Linked DNA regions of Homo sapiens: all the other regions are linked to region 1. A link is a loop called in an ENCODE intact Hi-C map of the cell type or tissue named here. Cell type or tissue: endothelial cell of umbilical vein. All regions are shown on one strand.

Region 1 (5,000 bases):
CCAGTGCATTAGAGATGTGGGCTTAAGAAAATCCAAATGACATCAATCAACTAGTGATGAACAAATATTTGCAGAGCCCTTCCTCAATGTCACACCCTCAGTTTGGAGCTATAGTTTAGAAGAATATGGGGATTAATGAAACCTGGCTGCTTCTGTTACATTCAAGAGGAGAAAACCAACAATAAACACACAGATGGTACGTCAGATGGGGAAAAGAAGGCAGGGGGAGAGGGGTAGGGAGGAAGACTCCCCACTCCTGGGGGATTCGCTGCGGAGACAAGATTTATGTTCAGGAAAAGTTAACATGCAGGAAAAGTAGTTACAATATAGCTCCTTAGTCTGAACCATGACTAGATAATCATATGGTGAGCCTTTAAATGTACCTGTGGGATACGGAAAGAAAGGACCTCCTTGTGTCCTAACCCATGGAGCAGGGGGGTGCAATAAAGTACTGTGGGTGACAGAGTTATTTGAAGGGGTGATGAACTTTGCGGGTGAGATGGCCTGAATTATCAAGTTCAATAGATAAGGAGGGTGAGGCCTAGAGGGGATGTTTCTCACCCAAGGTCACACCCAGAGCCAGTGTCCAAGTGGGACTAGGGCCCAGGTGGCGTCCTCGGGTTCTTCCAGGCCTGCCTCTTGCCTCCTAAACATTTTCATCTGTTTCTGGATATTGGTGGCTCCATGAACTTTGGGCGATCTCAGCGTTTGGTTTTCAGGTCTGTGACTGGAAGGCAGAAGGGATCTGCTGACTCCACCTGCAGATGGACTGAGTCCTTCTCGTGCCCATCACCTTACCGCTAAGGTGTAAAGGACTCAGGAAAGGGACACAGGAGCTGGGTCAGGGTAGCTGCAATCGATTGCTTGGACAAGAATGGACCAATGACACTCACAGCTGACATCATGGTGGTGACTTTTTATGAAAGTCAGGCCAGAGCAGACACAATGAAAGTTAAAGCATTGAGTGTGAAGTCTTGTCTTGGAGTCAAAAAAGCTGAACCAACTAGCTCAGATTGGCAGGGGGTGATGGGGATATATGGCAAGCACAAGGGTATGAGAGAAGGACCCTAGAAGGTTCTAACTAAAATTAACCTCAATTTTGTTTTATTTTTTTTAAGGAGAAATGTGGTTTCACTATGTTGGCCAGGCTGGTCTCAAACTCCTGACTCAGGTGATCCACCTGCCTCAGCCTCCCAAAATGCTGGGATTATAGGCGTGAGCCACCATGCCCAGCCAAATTAACCGAGATTTTATGGGCCAGCTGTGTATGGGGGCAGTCAGTTAGCTAATGTGACTTCAGGCTGGATTGCTAGAGATTCAGTGCCTAGAACAAGAAAGATGATGCTCTTATTCTATTTGTGCTGGTCTGCCCACTCCTGGAACATTGTTTTCAGTTGTTCAGAGGAAGAGTGGACAAATTAGCATATCACGAGAAGAAGGGGCCAAGGGGGGCAAAGAGACAACAAGTATTCCCTTTGAAAAACTTCGGAAGGAAGTGAGGGTCTCATCCTAGAGTGGAGGTGGGCATACCAGGAAGAGGAGATCTACTGTGAATATCCGTCAGGATGAGAGGTAACAGTTGTGTTTTGTACAGGCCAAGAGAAAGACAGCTTAGAGTTTGCCTCTCGTGGTAATGACCTTCATGTCTCTGGAAGCACTTGTATGAGGGCTTAATCATAAGAGATGCCAGAGAAGGGATCGCTTCACATAACGATAACAATAGTAATAGCTAACACTTGTTAGTTGTTACTATATGCTGTGTACACTTTACGCCAATTAACTCAATTTTCATAACGACCCTATTAGGTAAATACTATTATTATCCTCATTTGACAGAGGAACAGAGGGTTATTAACTTGCTCAGGGTCCCACAGGGCTTTGACACCAGGCAGTGTGGCTCCATAGGCTGAGCTCCTGTAGTGCATGAAGAGCATTTGTGCAAAAGACCTCTAAGATTTGTCCCATTCCTGAGACCCTGAGGTTTCAGGGAGTTCCCTGCTGGGACCATTCCCCAGTTATTTACTTCCTTGTAATAGGTCATGCTTAGCGTAAGGCCAAGGAGACAAGACACTGCTGACTCATTCTTTCCCAGCTGTGCAGGCTGGGCACAGAGCCAGGCTGCTTGTCCAGCCCTGGGGCAGATGCCGGCTGCTGCGGTTTGGCAGTGGGTCAGCAGCTGGGATGAAGCCACAGAGTCTGACCTGTGAGGAGGGTGGTGGGTCCACAGGAACCCAGGCTCTGCAGCCCTTCTGAGATGGGCGGATCTGGGCATAGGAAAGAAATGCAATCAGGAATGCAGCAAGGCAGAGTTGAAAAGTCCTGTGAAGACTGTGCTGAGCATCAGGGTCGGGTAAGCCTCCTCTGGGGGTTGCATAGGAGCTGCTCACAATCATCCCAGTATTATTCACATCATCTGTATTTAGTGGCACCTCCTTGGTGCCAAGGTGTGAGCCATGGCCCCGGGTAGCACAGCCTCCTGCTTCCCAGCTGCTGGAGGGATTGCCCTGATCCCATGCTTCTCCAAGGTGGTCTGGGGGAAGCAACCCAGCAGCAACTGTAGGAGCTGCCCAACTCTCCCACTGCCTCAAGGGCTGAAGGGATTAATTTCATGGCATACGTGTGTCCCCCTAGATAAGCTCTGCTGCAAAACACAAAAGTGGCCATGTTCTCTCCCAGCACTTGAGCTTGCCTTGAGACTGAAATCCAAGTGATGCCCCTCAGGCTATCACCTCTGGTGGATGCCCCTCCAGCCTGTCTTACCCATGTCCTTCTTGGGCCATCAGCCTTCTGTTACCTGCTGGGATTGTTCCCAGTCTGGGACACCATACCCCAGTTCCTCACCTGCCTGACTCCTGTGGGCCCTTGGAGTTAGCACAGGTTTCACCTCTTCCAAGAACCTTTCATCTTGTCAGAGCATTGGCCAGGCAGCCCCGGGATCCCTGGTTGACTCTTCTGGGTTCCCTGAGGACAGGGCTGTTCCTCATCTCTGGAGTGCCAGCCCCTGCAAAGCAGTTGGATAGAAACGCAATCGTTATTGGTGACAATTTCTCACAGTTCTACAGCTCCTTACGGTTTATAATGCATTTCACACTTATTCTTGCATTTGAGTTTTGCAGAATTTTATGTGTGTTCCTTTCTCTGTCGTCACTGAGTGCTCACTCTAGGCAGCCCTCTGCTAGGCGCAAGTGGCAGGATGGAGGAGCGTGCCAAGGACTAGGAGATTACATGGAGAAGCTAACATTAGCCTTAGTGCTTCTTTGCCATTTGGGGAAGCAGATTTTGGAAGCTGTCACTTCCAAGGTGGAGTTCTGGGAAGTGTTTGGGCTTCCCCTTAGCAGGTGCTCCCTAAATTCTAGGCACTCCCCTCCAGCACTAGAGCTTTGTATTCTGACCCCTGACCCTCACAGCCCTTTGCCTTTGATCAATGTATTTTCTCAGACTGGAACCTCCTTCCTCTGCTTTTCCCTGTTTATCAACCTAGTTTAGTTGCCCCTTGCTTCAGACAACCTTCCCTGTCTCTTTCCCTGCAGCCCCCGGAGTACTGTAAGGCCCTCCACCAACAGACACCTTTCACTTTATTGTCCTGAATCACAGGTTTAAGCTTAAGCTGGGTTCCCTCCATTAGATCTCTGGAGATCCAGAATTAGGGTCAGATTTATTTCTGTTTCCCTGCACAATATCTGTTACATAGCAGGTATTGTGTTGGAGAGGGAATGAATGGATGGATGAATGAATGAAGAAACTGAATTGAGTCCATCTCAGCTTCTCCAACAAGGACAGAAAAGAAACAGCTCAGGAGACGTAATCTTATAACATGGGGTTTCTCTGTAATTTGCATAAATAACCCACTCTACTAGGTTTCACGCCTCTTGGGAGACCTACCAGCTGCCTGCCTCTCACTTCCAGTTTCCAAAGAGGAAGGAAGGTTTCTACCAGCCCAGCTCAGCTGGTCCAGGGACTAAATTACCTTCCCATCACTGAGCCCCTTTCTCATTATGCCAGAGGAAGATCACTACTGCCTGTCCATTTGGGCGGCTTATCCACGTGGCCTGGTTCCAGGAGCCATCTGTGTGATGTCATTCCCAATACGATTTGAAACTTCCAGCATCTGCAGCCCCCACTGGTGTTGAATCATAGTGAGACTGGCATTATCATCACCTCCACTTTACAGATGGGAACTTATCATGGTGAGGGTTCTAGAGATGGGGTGGGGCCGGGCCCTGTGTCTCCAAACGAGCCCAGTGTATCTCTTGAGGCTGGCCTCTCCCTCTCCCTGGTACAAGCCAGGGCTTCAAAATCCAAAAGATCTTTCTTCATCTTTTCCAACCCACTATGACCCAAATATGCATCTTCCTTTAAGGAATGTCTTAGATTTAAAAAAATTAAAAACTCAAAAGCTTCTGAGGCATCTTACCTGAGCTTATCAACATCTTTCCCCCATTCCTTCTGATATAACTACTTGGGCTGACTTGAAGCCTCACTTAGGTGCAGCTGCAATGGTGTGAGGTTTTTGTTGTTGTTATTGTTTTTGAGATGGCGTCTGGCTCAGTCATCCAGGCTGGAGTGCGATCTTGGCTCACCGCAACCTCCGCCTCCTGGGTTCAAGCAATTCTCCTGCCTCAGCCTCCCGAGTAGCTGGGACTACAGGCATGTGCCACCACGCCCGGCTAATTTTTTTGTGTTTTTAGTAGAGATGGGGTTTCACCATATTAGCCAGGGTGGTCTCAAGCTCCTGACCTTGTGATCTGCCCGCCTTGGCCTCCCAAAATGCTGGGATTACAGGCATGAGCCACCGCGCCCGGCCGGTGTGCGGTTTTATTTGAATGGAGCTCCCGTTTGAAATAAAAGCTCTATGATCTAACCTCTCCTGGGCCTCCTGCCTTGCATCCCTAGGGGAAGTTTTGGGGCATAAAAGTCCAATTTCTTTTCGTATTGGACGCTTGGATGAGAGAAAGAGAAACGAAATCCTGGCACTGAAAAAAGCAGAGACAACCAAACCC
Region 2 (5,000 bases), 63 kb before region 1:
GCCACAGGCCACATCTGGGCCAATGAGCCACATGTGGGCCGAGGACCCCCCAGAGCACGACGCAGGAGTTGGGACCACCAGAGTGAACTGCAGTGTCACCGAAGACGCAGCTTCCAGATCTTTCCCCCAGATCTCAGGCATCCTACCCCATAGGCCAACAGAAAGATTTTTAACCATTTTAACATGTTTTGATGTTTTGAGACTGGGTAAGATTTCTTGCCTGGGCATTCCAGGGAAATCCAGCGCTCATGCTTATGCGTCGTGAGGCCGTGGAAAGACACAGGACTGTTGGAGATGACACCCAGGTGTGTGCTAAGAGCTCGGGCGGGCCCCTCTGCTCTCACTCTCCTGAGGCCACAGTCTGGGCTCCCTCGTCCACACTGCAAGGCTGTGTGTGCTGAGAAGGGCTAGGGGGCAGGCAGGAGTCAGGAACCAGGGTGAGCAGCTCTCCTTCCTTCACAGTCCCTCCCCACGCCTCCCCAGCACTGGGCTAGGAGAAAAGTGGGCAAAGTCCTGTGGAGGGTGGAGAAAACTAGCCTAGCCCCTAGAGTTTGCTTCCTGGTGCAGGGGATGTTTGCCTTCTTCTGGTCCTCTGGTCTGTTGGACTATTTTGCAGGCACCCTGCCTGGTCCAGGGAGACTTCACCAGCTCCACTCTTGGAAATCTGTGTCTCCCGTCTGAAAGCTTCTGGGGATAGGGGCCGCTTTCCTATTTACTTGCCCCACCATAATACTGACTTTATGGCCTCATCAAAACAAGCCCTGATCTGGAACCACTGCGTGTAGTTGTGCAGGCTGGGTGCGGGCAAGTTCCTGGGATGGTGAGGCGATCGTGTTCACTATGGTGTGAATGGAGCCCCGCCACGTCCCACAGCCATGCAATGAGAAAGCCCTGCTGATCTGTCCAAATTCTGGCATGGGAGAGCTGGCAGTGCCCATTGCACAATGAATGCACAGATGTGGAGACCAAGACCCAGGGAGAACAGGGTTCAATTGGTATTGAATTCGCCCTTGCAATGAACAAAGCAGTTTTGCACACCTTTTCTCATTTAACGCTCTTTGTGAGAGCACACAGGTGTTAATAATCCTATTTTACATACAGGTAAAGTGAGAACCACCCGGGCAAGGGACTTGCCCAACTGCATGTGGCCGGGCATGGCAGGACCAGGGCCTGGGTCTCCTGATATCTCCTCTAATGGTCTTGCCACAAGACATGGGCCACCTGCGAGGCTGCTAGACTCATCCCCAGCCTTTGTAGGTGAAGGATGTTTAGGCATCTCTGCATCATCTGTATCTGTGTACTCCTTGAAGGTAGCTGCTCTCCTCAACCTCAACAGATAACTCTGCGTTTAAATGTCAACTCTGCTAGCTGACTCCTCATAGGCAAAGCACTGATCTCATTGTCCATTTATTCATTCAACAGGTATTTATTAGTGGTTGCTGTGTGCCAGCCATGGCACTGGGGATGTCATGGTAAACAAAGCACACACAAATCCCTGCTCATGAAAACGCTTTACAGGTCTGGGCACACAACAAGTGCTCAATAGTGGTTGGTTAGGGCCTGTAGCTTTGACCTTCATCTGCCCATTATCCTCGTGCTCTGTAGAGACAGCCATGCTGTGAGCTCTCCCCAGAGAGAAGGAGAGGCACTCACAGCCCAGCTCTGGAGAGCCTCAGCCCTTGGAACTGGCAAGGGAGGCGTGGGAAAACCACCCGTTCGTCCCGTGCTTACATTTCCTGGGCCGGAGTGGCTGAACATCGCATGCTTGAGCTGGTGATAACGTATTCCACCACTAAGTGCTCTGAACATCAATGCTTGCCTGGGTGAATGATTTTCCCTGTTACACCAAGCATGTCCTATACCAGGCACTGTGCATTGTTTATTTATGGGGTCAAAGGAAGAAGGGGGATGCCAGTTTCCTCCTATGTGAGATGGGAGCGAGGTAGACCTAGAGACAATCCACAGAGAGATGGCAGTCATTCGATGTAAGTGTCTGTGTGAATCACCTCAAGGTGCTTGGCATATCGTAGGCAATAAGAAAAACGTGCTACCTATTTTTATGTTTTTTATGATTGGAGACATAAAATTCCAATCACGGAGGGAACATGTCTTTGCTTGCAACAGACTCAAATGTCTGCCAAACTGCTCCGTGATGTTTTCTGGGAGGGACTTCACAGGTAAGATCTAGGATATAAAGGCTTGGAGGTCTTGGGGTAAGCTTCCCCCCAGCTCTGCCCCACACATACAAGTACTCATGGCAAAACTCTAGTCTTCATTAATCAAGAACAGCCTCTGACTTTTCCAGGAAGCTTTTTTGACATTTGAAAGGAAGAAATCAGAACAGGCACGCTGAGGCTTCTAGGCTAGAATTCTCCAAGGCAACAGCTGTTTGCATGTTTGTCTATCAAAGCCTGCATGTTAGCACAGTTGAGGTTTGGAAGATGAGAAGAATTTATGGGTAGCAGGGAATAGGTAAATGCAGAGAACAGCCTCTTAGAAGCATGCTCAAGAAGAAAAATATTAAACTCAAGTGAAAAAAATGACTTTCTCCTCCAGTGGTCTTCTCATGCTTGGACTGGATCTGAATTACTTTAGAAGTAAGAGAAGGTGAGGTTGTGATGCTTTTGGAAATTTTAAAGGGGCTTTGTTTGAACTCTCAGGAGCACTCAGGGAATGATGCAGCTTCATGGCATGGAGCAGAATCAGACATTAACACAAATAATTTCAACCTACTAAGCGGTGGGTCAGATAGAGGTAAATGTTTGAGCAGAAAATCCTGGCTAGGATATGTGAGTTGCTTTGAAAGCAGGTGTGAATTTGTTGTTAGAAAAATAGGAAAAGGCACTTTAGGCAAAGGGAACAATCAGTGCAATTGCATTTTGGCACAGAGGAGCCTAATAGGATTGGGGGATGTTGAGTAAGAGGATGTGGTTGGAGAAGGAAATGGCAGGGAAGAGCCTTGTAAGGAAGATCTCAAAGGAGTGGATCTAACAACTCTAGTTACTGGGCAAGTATTGAGGATATTTTTTTAGGTAGGGTATGTAATAAGATGTGTGTTTTAAAAATGTATGCGAGAGGCTGCTTCCACTGTTAATCTGGTTTGATAATTGCGAAAGCCTCTGTCGACAACAAAGATCTGAATGTTAGTGAGCAACAAGCCGACAAAATATTCCCCACACAATGACAAAAGCATATACAAAGGTGGCTGAAACATAGCTGGGTTTGAAATGCCTCTGTCTGTCCTGTCTGGGAGTGAGGCTGTCGAATCCCTCCCCTCCTCTGGGGAGGCTGTCTGTCCTCATGGGAGCCGCAGGTCCAATATTTTTGTGCTTGAAAACCCTGCCCTCGTCCACCCCAGGCGGCTCACAGCTTTCAACAGAGGATTACTTAGAATAACAAGTTAATGACTGTCCTTGGATTAGCTGAAGTTTGCTGGGAGAAGCAGACATGCTCAGAGTTCATTTCACTCAAGTCTGACGTGGGTGAGTTGAGAAAACACGTTGCAAATTCCATCCTAGGAAAACAAGAAAAGAATTCTTCACGATGTCAAAGCAGCATCACCGGAAGTGTGTGTGAAAATGGAGCTTCCTTTAAAACTATAAAAGCATTTGTGCCTATCTTCTGAGTGTGGCAGAGTGTCTGGGTGGCAGACCTACCTGGGAAATGACAAGCAGGCCATGGGCTCTGTTGTTCTTAGGGTCAAATGATCTGGGGCCCCACAGGAAACAGCTGGGGGTTTAAGTGTGAACCTGGAGTGGGGAGACGTGGATCAGGGGTGGAGTAGGGGGCAGAGGGAGACAGAGGAGAGGCACCGCTGACTCTACTCAGTCAACACCAGAGACCACCAACAGCCCAAGCTTCTAGCAGCTCCCTGCTCCCAGCCCTCCAGCCAAACCTGTCTGATTCTCTTCTAGGTTCTGCAGGTGTCTATGCTCCTTCATTCATTCACGCAATAAACATTTGATGTCCTGAACTGACTAGGGTTCTATTGGGAGGATCAAATGGCACAAAACCTCTCCACCAAATGCTAAATCTGGAGCCTGAAAAGCCCTTCAAGGGCACCATTCACTATGGAAAAAATATATAGAAACAAATACCACAAGTCGGGGAGCTATGCATAGACTTACAGCCTGTCTTTGTCTTAGAAAATCTCCAGGGCATTGAGGAGACTGAGTCAGCTGGCATTCTAGGAGCTAGGGGCAACTAGACCTAGACCCTGCAGGACAAGCAGAATGTGGCAAGTGGAAGGAAGCAGGGCAGGGAAAATAGCAACACCTTGCTTACCGGGAGCCAGCCCCTACCACCTGCTGTTTCGAATCTGAACCAAGCAAGGCCATTCCTATTCTAGTAGGAGGTGGAGCAAGAAGTCCGATTCCTTCCTCCTCATAAGCACCATGATTGCAAAGGCTCGGAGTTTTTTTTTTTTTTTTTTTTTTTAACTCATAAAAGATCATTTTTTTTTGTTTTGTTTTTGTTTTTGTTTTTGAGACGGAGTCTTGCTCTGTCGCCCAGGCTGGAATGCAGTGGCGTGATCTCGGCTCACTGCAAGCTCCGCCTCCCAGGTTCACACCATTCTCCTGCCTCAGCCTCCTGAGTAGCTAGGACTACAGGCGCCCACCACCACACCCGGCTAATTTTTTTTATTTTTTATTAGTAGAGATGGGGTTTCACTGTGTTAGCCAGGACGGTCTCCATCTCCTGACCTTGTGATCTGCCTGCCTTGACCTCCCAAAGTGCTGGGATTACAGGCATGAGCCACCGTGCCCAGCCGACTTATTTCTTAAGACTGAATAATATTCCATTGTGTGTCCAGCCCACATTTTCTTTATCCATTCATTGGTCAATGGACATTTAAGTTGTTGCCACATCTCAGCTATTACGAATAATTCTGCAGTGACACAAGAGTGCAGATATCTCGTTGAGTTCCTGATTTTACTTCTTTGGGATATATACCAAGAAGTGGGATTGCTGGATAATATGATAATTCTATTTTTAATTTT
Region 3 (5,000 bases), 90 kb before region 1:
GCCTCTTCTGGTATAATTTATACCTATGACAGGAGCCCATTTGGCCTTTACCATTTAAGAGTTGTTATTAATCCATGTCAACCCCCATTCAAGAGCCTGTGATGGGCCTTGATTGTGTTTAAGTCCAGACTAATTTGGGCACTTAGGGCCCTCTAAAATCTAGTCCCAACCTTCCTAGTCCTATTTCCCATACTCCTCAAATCATATCAAATCTGGACTCCTTATTCCCCTCCATATATAACAATGGATAAAATTTATGACCCTTCACTATATCAGGTACTGTTCTAAGTGTTTACCCATCCTAACTCAATCCTCACACCAACCCCAGAAGACAAATTTTACTGGTGTTCCCATTTTCATAGATAAGGAAACTGATGCACCAAGAAATTAGTGATTTGCTGAAGATCATGTGACTAGGAAGCAGTGGAGCCAGAATTAGAATCCAGGCACTTGTCCACTACTCCCTGCTCAGTCCTGCTGCTTAAAGACCTGCCTCAAAGAAGGCTGCTCAAAGTCCTGCCTTCTCTTGCCTGTCAAAATTCCACCCATCCTTAGGGACCTGAGTCACTGCCACCTCTCTTGTGGGGGCATGAGAACATCATGCTTTTGAATACCAGCCATGAGCCAGCTATTTTGTATTTTGCCTCATGTAAGAGCCAATGCTATCATTTTTTGCAGATAAGGAATCCAAGGCCCAGAATAGTGAAGTCTAAGTACCCCAGGTTGAGGTTTTTTTTGTTGTCTGTTTGTTTGTTTGTTTTTGAGACAGAGTTTTGCTCTTGTTGCCCAGGCTAAAGTGCAATGGCATGATCTTGGCTCACTGCAACCTCCGCTTCCCGGGTTCAAGCTATTCTCCTGCCTCAGCCTCCCGAGTAGCTGGGATTACAGTCATGTGCCACCATGCCCAGCTAACTTTTTTGTATTTTTAGTGGAGATGGGGTTTCACTGTGTTGGCCAGGCTGGTCTCGAACTCCTGACCTCAGGCGATCCATCCTCCTCAGCTTCCCAAAGTATTGGGATTACAGGTGTGGACCACCACGCCTGGCCCTAGGTTGAGTTTTTCAGGCCCCAGAGCCTGTATTTCTGCTCTGTTGCTCTCTCTCCAGGAAGGCCTCTAGTACATCACCCTTTGTCTCGTCCTTATACTTTATGATGCAGCTTTTAAATTTTTTCGTTTTTCTTTTTCTTTTTCTTTTTTTTTTGAGATGGCGTCTCACTCTGTTGCTCAGACCGGAGTGCAGTGGTGCGATCGTGGCTTATTGCAGCCTGGACTTCCTGGGCTCAAGTGACCCTCCCACCTCAGCCTCCCAAGTAGCTAGGACTACAGGTGCACGCCACCACACCCAGACTAACTTTTAAAATTTTTGGTAGAGACAGGGTCTCTCTATGTTGTCTAGGCTGGTCTCAAACTCCTGGGAGCTCAAGCGATTCTCCTGCCTTGGCCTCTCAAAGTGTTGGGATTACAGGTGTGAGCCACTGTGTCCAGCCTGCAGCTCTTAATTTTTAAAAACTGCTGTATGACTTTTTTTCCCACTCTCTGTTTCCAGGTGGGTTAAATTCTGCTTCGGTGAAGGGTTTCTGGATGTCCTTTTTCTCTCCCTACAGTGTGCACAGTGGGTGTACAACAAATATTATGATTAGCTTTTCATAAAATGGGAGGGTCTATCAACTTAACCTGGAAGAAATGAAAGTTCCTCTGTGGATACTGAGACCCAAAACAGAAAAACACCTAATGACTTTTAACCCTGAGCAGGAATCATTATTCCATGGTCCTATCCAGGACAGGATAGAAGACCAGGATGGTTTTCAATGGGAAAATACAGGTTTTGGCTTCTTCAAGAAAACCTTGACCAAAGCCTGAGCCTGATTTTGAGCATATGGGCCCAAAGCTCCAGTTTGCTATGGCTGAGTATTCAGTGTTATGGTGGACCGACACTTGCACAGAAACATGTGAATTCATCACGGTTATTTTTGCAGCATTGGAGTTGGCAAACTTCCAAGTCAAGAACTTTCTGCCTTTGCAGCTCTTGGTTATTTGAGGCTGGATGACTCACTTTGTGTAACATCCTCTTGTTTTCCTCCTTTTCCTCCCCGGGGCCCCCTCCCACCTGAGGAGATCGGTAGGGGCAGAGAGGGTTGTGGAACTCAAGCCACTGTTGGCAGCTTCTTTTCAGTTAACATTTTTTGGGGAAGCCATCTTTACCCCCTTCTTGCTCTTATGAGGCAGGTCACTTCCCCCTTCTGTATCCTCAAAACCTTTTGTTCCTTCTTTTATTAGAGCGTTTATGTTCCGATATTTTATTTGACTGCTTAAATAATAAATAACAAATACATAATAAAATTTCCCTCAGTGTCTCTTTCTGGATAGAGTAGGGTGTTTAGGACAGGTCTGGTTTCAGTATCCTCAGTACCTGAGGCAGATCTGGCTGAGAAAAGGTGATTTGGTAAATGTTTGTTGAGTTGGAGGGAAGTTTAGATGGATGGACAGGTAAATTATCACGAGAAACTTTTGTGAAGGAATTTTAGACACCAGCTAGCATAATTAGGGTGAGAAGTTACGATTTGTCAGCTAGTTAATTTGTATTTTTTGGGCAGGAGATCTGCACATCCTGAAAATTAGGCCACAGAAGTAGACAGGTTCTAAGCCTTGTCTTTCTCTTTAAACAGGGTTTGTGTTTTTCAGGCTGAAGCAGTACTAGCTTAACCCAGGACAACTGGTTACTTTAGAAGGAAATCTCCTCACCACTGCTGTCCTACACTCTGTCAATTCTTTCTGAGACACAGCAGCAACATCCACAGGTGGCAGGCAGGCTGTGCCTCAGGGCTTTGCACTCCATCTCCTCTGCAAGTCAGGAATATTTATTTTACTTGAAGGAAACAGATTCAAAGAGGTGAGGTAACAATTGAACAATAATACTTGGAGACTTCAATACACTGCTTTCAATAATGGATAGAACAACCAAACGGAAGATCAATAAGAAAACAGAAGACGTGACCAACACTGTGGACTCACTAGACCTAAAAGACATCTGTAGAACATACCACCCACGAGCAGCAGAATACACATCCTTCCCAAGTGTACATGGAACATTCTCCAGGATAGACCCTATGTGTAGAAGTCAATAACAGAAAGGACTTTGGGAAATTTACAAATATGTGAAAACCAACAGCATACTACTAAACAACCAATAAGTCAAAGAAGAAATCACAAGGGAAATTAGGAAATACTTTGAGATAAATGAAAAGGGAAACACAACATAGGAAATCTTATGGGAGTAGGTAAAGCAGTGCTTAGAGGGAAATGTATAGCTATGCATGACTATATTACAAAGGAAGAAAGATCCCAAATCAATAACCTAACCTTCCGCCTTAAAGCACTGGGGGAAAGAAAAAAGAACAAACTAAACCCAAAGCAAGCAGAAGGAAGGAAATAATAAAGATTAGAGCAAACATTAATGCAATAGAGAATAGAAAAACAGTTGAGAAAATCAACAGAACCAAAGGTTGGTATGTTGAGAAGATCAACAAAGCTGACAAACCTTTAGCTAGAAAGAGGTGAGGTAATTTTCCCAAGGTGACTCCAATAGCAAATGGCAGAGCCAAGATTCCAAAGCAGGACTGTCTAATGTCAAATCTGGGGTTGTAGCTTTGTCTCTCACCTGGACTAGGAGTGTGTCAAGGATCAGGAGCTTGTCTTACTCATGTGTGCATCCCCAGTGCTTTGCTCTGTGCCTGGCACACGTAGGGGCTCAGGAAATATTTGCTGAAGTAAAATGAAAAGTAAACCTCCTCCCCACCCTTAGCAACCATCTGTGTGAGATGATAAATTATGCTTCCAATGCAGATCAAGCTGAATTGCACTATTTCTGATGAGAAAAGCTGAAAACAGCAAACTGCTTGTCCTTAAAAATAAACCCTTCAGCTTCAGAGATTTGGCCCAGAAATGAACCGTGTTATAGCTCAAGCCCTGAGATTGAGTGTATTACCCTGGAGCCAGGGGTGATGGAATTTGTGACTGGAGAGAGAAACTCGATCACCTTGACCTGGCCGCTGGATGCAGACTGCAGGCTGGTCTGCCCTTGTTCCCGGTCCCGGGCCCCGGAGGCTGAACACCACTCACGGGAGGGCTGGCTCAGCTCAGAGGGACAGCTGATCCCACAGAGCTCAAGACACTGAATCGTGTCCGCAGACCGATAGAACAAGGGTTCAGCGATGGTTTCCCAGCTGAGCCAGACCACATGGAGCCTAGCTTCCTGATATTTCACAAGGGGTGAAATGTAAAGAATGTTGACTTTCATTAACCCAAGTGCATGTCAATATGTCCTGAAAGGCTGGGAGAAGGTGAGCCCAGGTAGATTCTAGAGCAGGATGCCACCACATGTTCAGGCTGGAGTGACATGGCCAGCTGTCCTGGGGGGCAGGGGAGGACAGAGACCCTTCACCAAATGCCATCTCTTCTTGGCCTCACAATGGCTGCGTGAGGACAGCAGGGTGCAGGCTGCTTGCCCATTTTCCAGAAGGACAAGATGAGGCCCTTAGAAGTTGCCCTACTCACAGCCGGTAGAAAAATGAATCCAGTTTCTTGGACTCCAACGTCTTTCTGCCCGTCCCCCGCCTCCCGACTCTCACCTCCTTGGAGGCTTACGGGGCTCTGTATAAGTTTCCCACAAAAAATCCGTGCTGCTGGGTGGAACGCGGGTGCTGTTCACATTCGTGTGTGGTTTTCCCTGGCTTATATGCAACAGCTTCTTTTTCTCTTTTCTTAATTTAAAGGTGACTCTTCTGGAAGTCCCCAAAGTGGAATTGACCCTAAATTGAAAAGAAGATCTTTCTAGGGCAAGAGCTTTGTTCTTGTGAATTTTCTGCCTCACCAACCATGGGGAATGTGAGCTGGGGGGGAAAAGTCTGTTAAAGCTGGTCATTCATTTCAGGGGGCCAAGGAGCGATTCTGAAGGAGCAAAGTCTCCTCATGCTCTTGGCCTTTTGATCTACTCAGGCTC

What was found. A loop is a pair of places that touch in the nucleus more often than their neighbours do. Peaks named below come from ENCODE experiments on the same cell type or tissue, not always from the same donor. Only the 100,000 strongest peaks of a DNase experiment are listed, where the experiment ranks them.
Region 2: a loop joins it to region 1, with 5 times the contacts of the local background. A loop is called at or near these places in 5 of 110 quality-filtered maps.
Region 3: a loop joins it to region 1, with 5 times the contacts of the local background. A loop is called at or near these places in 30 of 110 quality-filtered maps.

Annotation. Positions count from the first base shown.
Region 1 is chr2:15,728,543-15,733,542 of GRCh38, forward strand. No RefSeq gene overlaps it. Among named protein-coding and RNA genes, the nearest start is that of LINC01804, 40 kb to the left of the region's middle. RefSeq lists a silencer at 3,745-3,804. In endothelial cell of umbilical vein, no CTCF peak of the experiment used is centred here; a DNase peak (open chromatin) is centred at 2,109; H3K27ac peaks cover 682 bases.
Region 2 is chr2:15,665,431-15,670,430 of GRCh38, forward strand. No RefSeq gene overlaps it. Among named protein-coding and RNA genes, the nearest start is that of LINC01804, 23 kb to the right of the region's middle. In endothelial cell of umbilical vein, no CTCF peak of the experiment used is centred here; no DNase peak of the experiment used is centred here; H3K27ac peaks cover 1,314 bases.
Region 3 is chr2:15,638,368-15,643,367 of GRCh38, forward strand. No RefSeq gene overlaps it. Among named protein-coding and RNA genes, the nearest start is that of DDX1, 49 kb to the left of the region's middle. In endothelial cell of umbilical vein, no CTCF peak of the experiment used is centred here; a DNase peak (open chromatin) is centred at 2,014; H3K27ac peaks cover 1,085 bases.